Linked DNA regions of Homo sapiens: regions 1 and 2 are each linked to region 3. A link is a contact called in ENCODE Hi-C data. All regions are on one chromosome and are shown on one strand. The core of a region is the stretch at or near the end of the contact, and the rest is flanking DNA. Distances in the headings are between cores, read along the strand shown. Region 1 overlaps SLC5A1 (solute carrier family 5 member 1). Region 2 has its middle 21 kb from the start of C22orf42. Region 3 holds the start of DEPDC5 (DEP domain containing 5, GATOR1 subcomplex subunit).

Region 1 (3,287 bases), core at 639-3,138, 300 kb after region 3:
GCTGAGGCACGAGAATTGCTTGAACCCAGGAGGCAGAGAGAGGTTGCAGTGAGCCAAGATCGTGCCACTGCACTCCAGCCTGGGTGACTGAGTGAGACTTTGTCTAAAATAAATAAATAAATAAATATATATATATATATATATAATCATTATATATATATAATCATTATATATATATAATCTATATTATATATAATCTATATCTATATCTATATCTATATCTATATCTATATCTATATCTATATCTATATCTATATCTATATATATGATGATTCCAGCAACCTGCTACCTACACCCTCAGAGAGGAAAGACTTGAATTTGTCTGGTCTTTTATTTAATATTTAGTACAAATGCCTTGCATTCTTAGAGCATTTTTTCACTTTTCTGGTAACAAAGATATAACTCACATCCCATATGGTACTTTTTAAAAGTATGATATTTCTTTTTCTTTTTTTTTTTTTTGAGATGGGTGTTGCTATGTTGCCCAGGCTGGTCTTGAATTCCTGGGCTCAAATGATTCTCCCACCTCAGCCTCCTGAGTAGCTGGGATTATAGGCACATGCCACCATGTGGCTGTAATCCCAGCTACTCAGGAGGCTAAAATAAATATAGCATTCATTAGGAACCTCAATATGCTTGTAAGAAAGGCATAAAAAGTTCCATTCCTGCCATTTAACAGACAAGCAAGCAGATCCAGGTGGAGTGACTTGCTGGAAGTGATACTGGAAGCTAATTTCGCACTAGCCCTACAGTAAGCTGTATGTATCTTCTGAGCCTCAGTTTCCTTGTCTGTCAAATGTAGGTTCCTGCCTCCTTCATCTAAGTCTTTTGAGGCTGCAGGGGAAGAAGGAATGTGAAAGTGTTTCAGAAAGTGGAGTGGGTAGAAGAAGGTGCACGAATGGGGAGGTATGTCCTTTTGGCTGGCAAGGCCACTCTTCTAGTTTTCGATTACATTTTTGACCCTTTCCTCCTCAGGCTATGTTTTCCACCAATCGTGGGACTGTTGGAGGCTTCTTCCTGGCAGGCCGAAGTATGGTGTGGTGGCCGGTAAGTTTTCTCTGAAATGCTATTTACATAACTGCTTAACTGATACTCCCTTTAGGAACTCATTTTCTTCTTGGCTTTGGGTGGTGGTGATTCTAGGATTCAAGGATCCCAACCAGATTCTTGACAGTGAGTCTCATGCTCATCGGGTCTCCTGGGCACCCTTAATCTCTTGTAGTAAGGGAATAGCCTTTAAATAAATCACCCTTAGAGTCCTTCAATAAAATACAAAGTTGGTTCAAAGCCTATCATTGGTCCATAAATCCATAACCAGAATATTAGTTCTCAAATGCGCTGGCCCAAGGAACATATCACAGGGGTCAGAGGCTCTCCACTGCTGACATCTCACTTGCCCTTTGCCCCTCCATCTGCCTTTATCCCAGTCGCTTTGTGCCACAGGAAGAGTGGGCAGCAGAGAAGCTTCTGGAAGAAGGAACAACTTGTATTGACCTGGGTTGATATACCTGAGACAGAGAGGGTTTGGGTTGTCACCCACAAGAAAAGTAGGAGAAAATCAGAGCTCATAAAGTCTGAAAACATACTGGATAGAGGAGAGACTGGTTTTGGGCATTCCTGGGGTTTAGGGGGCTTTGAAAGGAGTGGTTATGACCTGAAACAGGTGAAGATTCAGAAACTCTGGAAACAGACTCTGTTCCTGAAAACTGAATGAGGCCCAGAGAGAAAAACAGTTTGTGTGTTGGCTTGAGGATAGAAGCAAGGGACAATCAGAGGGAAGGAGCAAGGACTCCAGGATTGAAATTACAAGAAGAGTCAGCTTACATAGGGATCTGGGCTGGGAGGTCCCCGGAAGCCTGAGTCATGCTTGAGGCAAGCCAAGGCAACTCATCTGAGTAACATGAAACCATGAAACTGTACCTTACGTAACTGTGGGCTGGTTGGTGGCCCAGGATTCCCTTTTTATGTGGCACCAGGGTTTGCCACGTTTCACTCACAGCTGTCTGTGCGGAGATGTGATGGTAGGAAAGCTGTGAAGCTCAGGGGCTGAGCTTCGAAGGGGAATTCCCCACTCTTTGGATATTGGCAGCAGAAATTACACAGAGAAGTGAGGCCCCAGGTACACAGCCCAGTGAGAGACTCTTGTTTTGGAAGAGAGTTTGATCACACCTACCAGGACTACTGGCAGAGCCAGCTCCATGGGATCAGCTCCCTTAGATTCAGAAAGAAGCATTCCAAAGGGCAGGGAGTGGGAACTGCACAAGGAGCCACAGGATTTGGCTTGTTCCAGCTTTGTGACATTGGGCAATTCATTAATCTCTGAGTCTCTGAGAGTCTCCTCTATAATGTGGAGCTGGTCAGATAAGGAATCTCAAAGGCTCTTCCAGGACTAAAATTCTAAGTTTCAGCTAGGCACAGTGACTCACACCTGTAATCCAGGCATTTTGGGAGGCAGAAGTGAGAGAATTGCTTGAGCTCAGGAGTTCAAGACCAGCCTGGGCAACATAGCAAGATCTTATCTCTACAGAAAAATTAAAAACTAGCTGGGCGTGGTGGTGTGCACCTGTAGTCCTAGCTACTTGGAAGGCTGAGGTGGGAGGATCGCTTGATCTGGGAAGGTGAAGGCTACAGTGAGCCATGATTGCATTACTGCCTTCCAGCCTGGGGGACAGAGTGAGACCCTGTTTCAAACAACAACAACAACAACAAAAACCCCAAAAAACAAAAACAACAACAACAAAAATCCCAAACCCAACAACAACAAAACAACAACAAAATAGTTGACAAACTTTTTCTGTAAAGGGCCAGATTCTAAATATTTCTAGCTTTGCTGCTATGCAATCTCTGTCACAACTATTCCACTCTGCTGTTGTAACACAAAAACATCCAAGGAAAATGGATGAATGAATGGATGTGGCTGACTTTATTTGCAAAAATAGGTGGAGGGCCAGATTTCTTGTTTTGAGGACACACACAGACAGTCTCAGAACAGAGCCTGGCACACATTAAACCCTCAGGTTTAGCTCTTGTTCTTCTTTGCAACTGAAACCTATTGAAGGACTGTCATATCACTTATCTGATTGAATCCTCAATGATCTAGTGAGGTAAGTAGAGTGAAGATGATGATTAACCCCATGGGTTGCCCACGTTTACACAAGATAATGACAGAGCTAAGACTTCCTCTGATCTTCTGGTTATTCAGGTCTCTTTCTCCTTGTCTTTTGAGATGGAAATTTATGAGGCCAATTGGTGTGGCCTAAAGATTGGTCTGAAAACCAAGAAATTAT
Region 2 (2,980 bases), core at 399-2,898, 380 kb after region 3:
TGTTCTCAGACCTGATTCCTCCAGGCAGGTTATTTGACATTTATGAACCTCAGTGTTCTCTGAAATGGGGATCATCCCCTGACTTCTGAGGGCAGTTAAATGAGATCAAGCATGTAAAGCTCTTAGCACCAAGCCTAGTGTATGGTGTGTGCTCCATGCATGCTGTGCTGGTTCTTACCGGGTGCCAGAGCTTGTGGAGAAAGCAGCGTGAGCCATCCTGCTTCCCTGCGACTCTCCAGAACCAGCAGCCTAATGTAAGGGGCCGCGTTAAGTATCAGAGAGGGAGAAAGGATCATTTTCATTTACTCAGCATCTCTCAGATATCAAGGACCAGATACCTAAGTATGTTGTCTCATTCAGTTATAAAGGCCCCGTGAAGTGAGTTTCGGTTGCACCTTTCTTTAGGACGGTCAGCTGGGTCTCTCTGCTAAACATCAAGCGCTGTGACACAGGCTCATACAAAAACTACTCCCTAGGACCCCCTATGCCCCCCTCCCCAGCCCCCACCTGCAGCTGTGGTGCAGGAAAGCTGAACCCCTGACTCCGGTGGGCATTTGCTCAGCAGGGTGTCCACAACTCTGCCTGCGCTTCTGAAGCTGAGATGAGACAGTCAGCCCCATGCATACAATGACAGGATGTCTGGAAATGCAGAGGCCCAAGGAAATTCATGTCTGGATCAGGTTTTCCCTTTGATTGTGGCCCAGGAATGGGAATGAGCTCCTGGGAGGGCGTTTGCTTCCCTAAGGAGTGAAGTGGCATGGAAGGGGACAGGGATTCTCTACGTTATAGGGTTGTGGTAACCCTGATCTCTTGGTGACCACAAAGTAAGAGCAGGGAGGCATCCTCAGGTATCCCCAATGCCCCAGAGTCTCAGCAGCCACGGGAAGGTCCAATCTGACCACAACCACAACTCCAGGGGTCTCACTTCCATCCTCTCTGGTGTTGCTTTAGCCTGTAGGCTGAAGATTAACCCCCACCCTAATCGCTTGTGCTATCTATAGATCACAGACAATGGTGTGGAGAAATACTTGCCTTGCTTACCCCCACCTAGTCATGTACCCCATGCTTGCTCAGTCTATCACGACCCTGTCACGTGGACCCCTTAGAGTTGTAAGCCCTTAAAAGGGCCAGGAACTCTTTCTTTGGGGAGCTCGGTTCTGTTCTTATGACGCAAGTCTGCTGACCTCCCGGCCTAATAAAGCCTCTTCCTTCTTTAACCCGGTGTCTGAGGAGTTTTGTCTGTGGCTCATCCTGCTACATTTCTTGGTTCCCTGACCGGGAAGTGAAGCAGCCCCTTAGGTGGCTTAGGCTTGCCCTGTGGAGCATCCCTGCAGGGGACTCTGGCCAGCTTGAGCTACGTGGATCCTGAGCATGCTCCTGGGTAGGCATTTGCCCCGGTGGAATGCCTTGTCAGAGCAGTGCATGGCAGGCCCCAGCAGAGGATCAATGCAGTGGCTGAGCACCGGGAGGGAACTGGCGCTTGGAGTCCGTATATCTGGAACATGGTAGGACTGGTCTTGGGAACTTGCCCACTCCATTTGAGTGGAAGCATGGCCTGATCACCCACAGAGTGCCTTTATCGGCACTTTGGTTTTGGTTTTGATTTTGACTTGGTTTGAATTCCTTGGCAAACGGGCGTGCCTTTGTCGGCACTTTGGTTTTGGTTTTGATTTTGACTTGGTTTGAATTACTTGACAAATGGGCGTGCCTTTATCGGCACTTTGGTTTTGGTTTCGATTTTGACTTGAATTGCTTGACAGGACCTGTCTTGGGAACTTGTCCACTCCATTTGAGTGGAAGCATGGCCTGATCACCCACAGCGTGCCTTTATCAGCACTTTGGTTTTGGTTTTGGTTTTGGTTTTGACTTGGTTTAAATTGCTTGACGAACGGGCGTGTCCTTTATCTGCACTTTGGTTTTGGTTTTGATTCTGATTTGGTGTGAATTCCTTGAACCCATTAACCCACGGGTGGCCCGAATGCATTCAGTCTGTAGCGGCAACTGCTTTGCTGACAGAAGAAAGTAGAAAAATAACTTTTAGAGGAAACCTCATTGTGAGCACACCTCACCAGTTCAGAAGTATCCTAAGTTAAAAAAAAAAAAGCAAAAAGGTAGCTTAATAACTCAAAAATCTTAAAGTATGGGGCTACTCCGTTAGAAAAAGATGATTTAACATAAACCCCTGAAAATTCCCTTAACCCAGAAGATTTCCTAACAGGGAATTTAAATCTTAATTACCATACAAAGATCCGACCAGACCTAGGAGGAACTACCTTCAGGACAGGATGATAGATAGTTCCTCCCAGGTGATTAAGGAGAAAAACCACAATGGGTATTTTGTAATTGAGGAAAACTCTTGTAGAAGTAGAGTTAGGAAAATTGCCTAATAATTGGTCTGCTCAACTTTGCCACCCAGCCAAGCCTTGAAGTACTTACAGAACCAGGAAAAAAAAAAGCCATCTATACCAATTCTAAGTTAATCTGGACTAAACAAAGTCTTATTAATAGCAAAGGATAATTGAAATCCCACACTTACAAGGTTTTCAACAAAAGTAAAGTTGTTTTGCTAAAAGTTAACAGTGTAACGTGTATGATAGTAACTTCTAATCTGTGGCCTTAGACAGTCTAGTCCACAGACCTGAAGGAAGTTTGCTTTGGAAAAGAATGGTTATCATCTTCGAAAAAAAGAAAAAAGAAAAAAAGTGGGGGTGCAGAATTTATATAAAAAGGAATGTTATATGGAAAATTCTTGTCCTGAAATAAATTAACTAGTTGTTTAAGGAAAGGGATGTTTCCAATAAGTCAGAAAGTTGAGACATGTCGAAGAATTGTCTGTGAAAATCATGAAAAAAAGTGTTAGAAAAAGAAATTTATGCAAGAAATGTTGTATAATTTAAATTAATTATCCTCCTGAATGTAAAACTGTTGAAGAAACAGTTTATGTGCAAGGTATATAAGGAAAGTAAAATATGCCTTTGGT
Region 3 (2,966 bases), core at 251-2,750:
GCAAAACCCCGTCTCTACAAAAAATACAAAAATTAGCTGAGCATGCACCTGTAATCCCAGCTACTAGGAGGCTGAGGTGGGAGGATCGCATGAGCCAGGCAGGCAGAGATGGCAGTGAGACGGGATCATGCCACTGCACTCCAGCCTGGGTGAGGGTGACCTCATCTCAAAACAAAAACAAAAAAACAAACAAACAAAAAAATTGCAATTACTTAACACTTGCATTATTTACCTAACTTCTCCTGAGTCCCAACATAAAGGCATCCATGCTTAAGAACGTTGCTTGTCCTGTCCCAGGGTCCCCTTGGTCCACTGCAGAATCTTTCACTACAGTGTAACATGTTTTTTCTTTCAACATTTTTAAGTTTTCCAAATCCGTAAGAAATGGGCACTGTTAGTATTAAAGATATAAAGAAATTTAAGACAAGTGCTGTGTCGTTTAGATTTAGCAGTCAGTGTGATTAGAAGCAGCAGAGGAGAGGCGTGACCCAAGACACCGATTCTAGTTATAAGGTCTCTCTGGCTTCAAGAGGGGAAGCAGGGAGTCCCTATCGAGTTGCTGCCGCTCAGGTCAGAAACGGTGGACTGGACTAGGGGGCGGGGGTATCAGTGGCAGCAGGCGGAGCTGGCAATTGTCAGGAGTCCTTGGCCAGAGCCTGACCCAGCCCACCCAGCTCTCTGGTTTTCTGCTTGGAGAGAAAGATATCCTGACAGACGCGAGTTTAGGCAGTGCCCTGGGTATGACCAAAGGATGTTGGTTAAAGGCCCCGTTCTGGGAACGGGTCAGGATTCGTCCTTGCTTCCTTCTGAAGGGTTTTGTGTCCTCAGGCTGTTTCCTGGTTTGTGAAATAGGATAGTATCTGCCTCCTGCATCCATCAGGTAATAGGGATGCAATGATTACATAAGGACTATGAAGCCACGGCAGCCATTCTTATTAATAACCTGAGGGGCGCAGAACGTCGTTTAGAGTTTGCAAGGGTTTGAAAAGCCCCCCGTAAGTGGACACTTCCCAGCAGAGGCCATCACCCTAACTCTCGCGTGCTCAGCCCCTTGCATTTTACAGAAGTCCTCCCAGAAACTCTCGTTGGCGCCTCTTAGCTGCCCAATGAGGCCACATGAGTCATTAACCTCGTTCATATAACAGAAAACGGAGCTCTGACGGATCTCGTTTCCCCTGTGGGGAGATCACTGAGTCGGAAACGAAGCTCTGTGGCCATGGATCTACTTCGGATAGACTAGGAGGAAATGGATTTCCTCCGTGGGGCGGGAGGCTCTAGTGCTCGAGGGCAGGAAACGCCAGGAGGTGGCCCAAGGAAGAGGCCGCACACGACGCCCCGCCCCCGGCTCGAGCCCCGGATGAGGAAGTGGTGCGGCCACCGAGACGAGACGGAGGCCCGGCGAGAGCGGCGCGGGGGCGCGAGGGCGGGAAGGAGGCGGGGCCCCGGGGCGGAGCCACCGGAGCGGCGCGGGTTCTCAGGTGAGCGCTACACGGTCGGGGCGGGCCTAGTAGGCGCTTCAGGCTTAGGGGCGGAACAGCGCGGGCCGCGCGGGCGTAGGCGGGGTATCTGGAGGAGGCGCAGGGAACCTGGAGAGGGTCCAGCCCTCAGTGCCCCGGCCAGAGGCGGGAAGGGGCTCTAGAGCTTCGGTGAGTGGAGCTGCCCGCCCCGGACTGGGGATTGGGGGGGCTTGAGATAGGGGACCTTGGCCCAGGTTCGAGTTCCAGGCTCCATCCCCATTCCGCTGTGTGACCTTGGACAAGTCTCTCTCCCTCTCTGAGCCTCAACGGCCTCAGCTGTGAAACGGAGTCAGGGAAGGTCTGCTGAGAGTTCGCACAGACCGAGGTTTGGGGAAGGAACTTCTGCCTTCCTCCTCTTTGTGGTTGCCTTGCTCAGGACATTGGCAGCAAAACGAGAATGGTGGGAGTGTCTCTTAAGTCTCGAGTGACCTTGAGCAAGTCCCTTGCCCGGAGTCACACTTTCATCATCTACAAAATGAGTGGGCTAACCTCTTTTAAGATCTCTTTACTATTTGGGTGTTATTGGTGTAGATGGAGACAAGGTGATGAGCACCCATTCAGCGCAATGCTTCCCCTATGGGGGTGTGATAGAATATCTTCTCCTAGGTTTGACTAGCCCCTGGCCCGAATTCCCCTTAGTTCCTGGATTCTGTGGTTCTATTTGTTCTCCATCGCTCCTTGTAACTGGAGGAGTGACTTCTTCCGAGAGTCACTTGGCACCACTTCACAGCAGAGGAACACCAGTATCTTCACTGGCCTAAAATCAAAGAGTGGTTGCAAGGAAAAATCTGACATTCCAACCTTTTCGTTTGTATTTCTGTGGCAGGGAGGCAAGATGACTTCTCTGCCCCAAGCTTGGAACAGCTAAAGGGAAAAACAGTGCAAGATGAGAACAACAAAGGTCTACAAACTCGTCATCCACAAGAAGGGCTTTGGGGGCAGTGGTCAGTATCGATTGGTCTTTAGAGGTTTTGTAAGTTGGCTGAGGTTCTGGTGTGTGCAATACCTAGAAATTACACACTGACTCGTGTGACAATTGAGGCTAAACAGGCGACTAAACAGACTAAAGCAGCAACTGTCATACAGTAACAATAGGAGGATGGCAGGACCCTTCTAATGCATTTGCATTCAGACTTTTAAGGAACATTGTGAATGCTGCCGGTTTACTACCCTTCATTTGTTGAATTGCATTATTAATTACAAATCTTCCGTGTATGTTCCATAAAATTCCAGCCTGCACTGGTTTGGCAGATAAGAGAAACTAAAATCGTTTATCAGTTTTTACATTGAGTGAGAGAGAAGTGGCATAGATGTGCATAGAGCAGGTATGATCAAAGCATGAACCTTTGCCTGGCTTGTAGGCATGGGAAGAAGGAGCAGGATACAGCATGTTATTCTGCACTGAGCTATAGTCTGAGTATCTACTCTGCTTCTAATTTTCCTGGTGAC

The links. A loop is a pair of places that touch in the nucleus more often than their neighbours do. Pooled maps may share reads with other maps.
Region 1: a pooled map shows a loop between it and region 3 (5-fold over the local background). The contact joins the enhancer-like site here to the promoter of DEPDC5 in region 3. A Hi-C loop is called at or near these places in 5 of 50 pooled maps.
Region 2: a map with no recorded cell type shows a loop between it and region 3 (8-fold over the local background). The contact joins the enhancer-like site here to the promoter of DEPDC5 in region 3. A Hi-C loop is called at or near these places in 1 of 168 maps with a recorded cell type or tissue (naive thymus-derived CD4-positive, alpha-beta T cell), 1 of 37 single-sample maps with no recorded cell type and 8 of 50 pooled maps.

The regions. Positions count from the first base shown.
Region 1 is chr22:32,048,968-32,052,254 of GRCh38, forward strand. It overlaps SLC5A1 (solute carrier family 5 member 1), which reads left to right. Exons shown (of 15, transcript NM_000343.4): 2 at 976-1,047. Among named protein-coding and RNA genes, the nearest start is that of SLC5A1, 7.4 kb to the left of the region's middle. Within about 2 kb of position 1,889, at least 7 of the 41 ENCODE cell types and tissues checked have a DNase peak (open chromatin) inside an H3K27ac peak, as active enhancers do.
Region 2 is chr22:32,136,408-32,139,387 of GRCh38, forward strand. No RefSeq gene overlaps it. Among named protein-coding and RNA genes, the nearest start is that of C22orf42, 21 kb to the right of the region's middle. Within about 2 kb of position 1,649, at least 9 of the 41 ENCODE cell types and tissues checked have a DNase peak (open chromatin) inside an H3K27ac peak, as active enhancers do.
Region 3 is chr22:31,752,519-31,755,484 of GRCh38, forward strand. DEPDC5 (DEP domain containing 5, GATOR1 subcomplex subunit) reads left to right here and starts at 1,501. Exons shown (of 43, transcript NM_001242896.3): 1 at 1,501-1,646; 2 at 2,344-2,461. The coding sequence starts at 2,404. RefSeq lists a silencer at 1,266-1,575.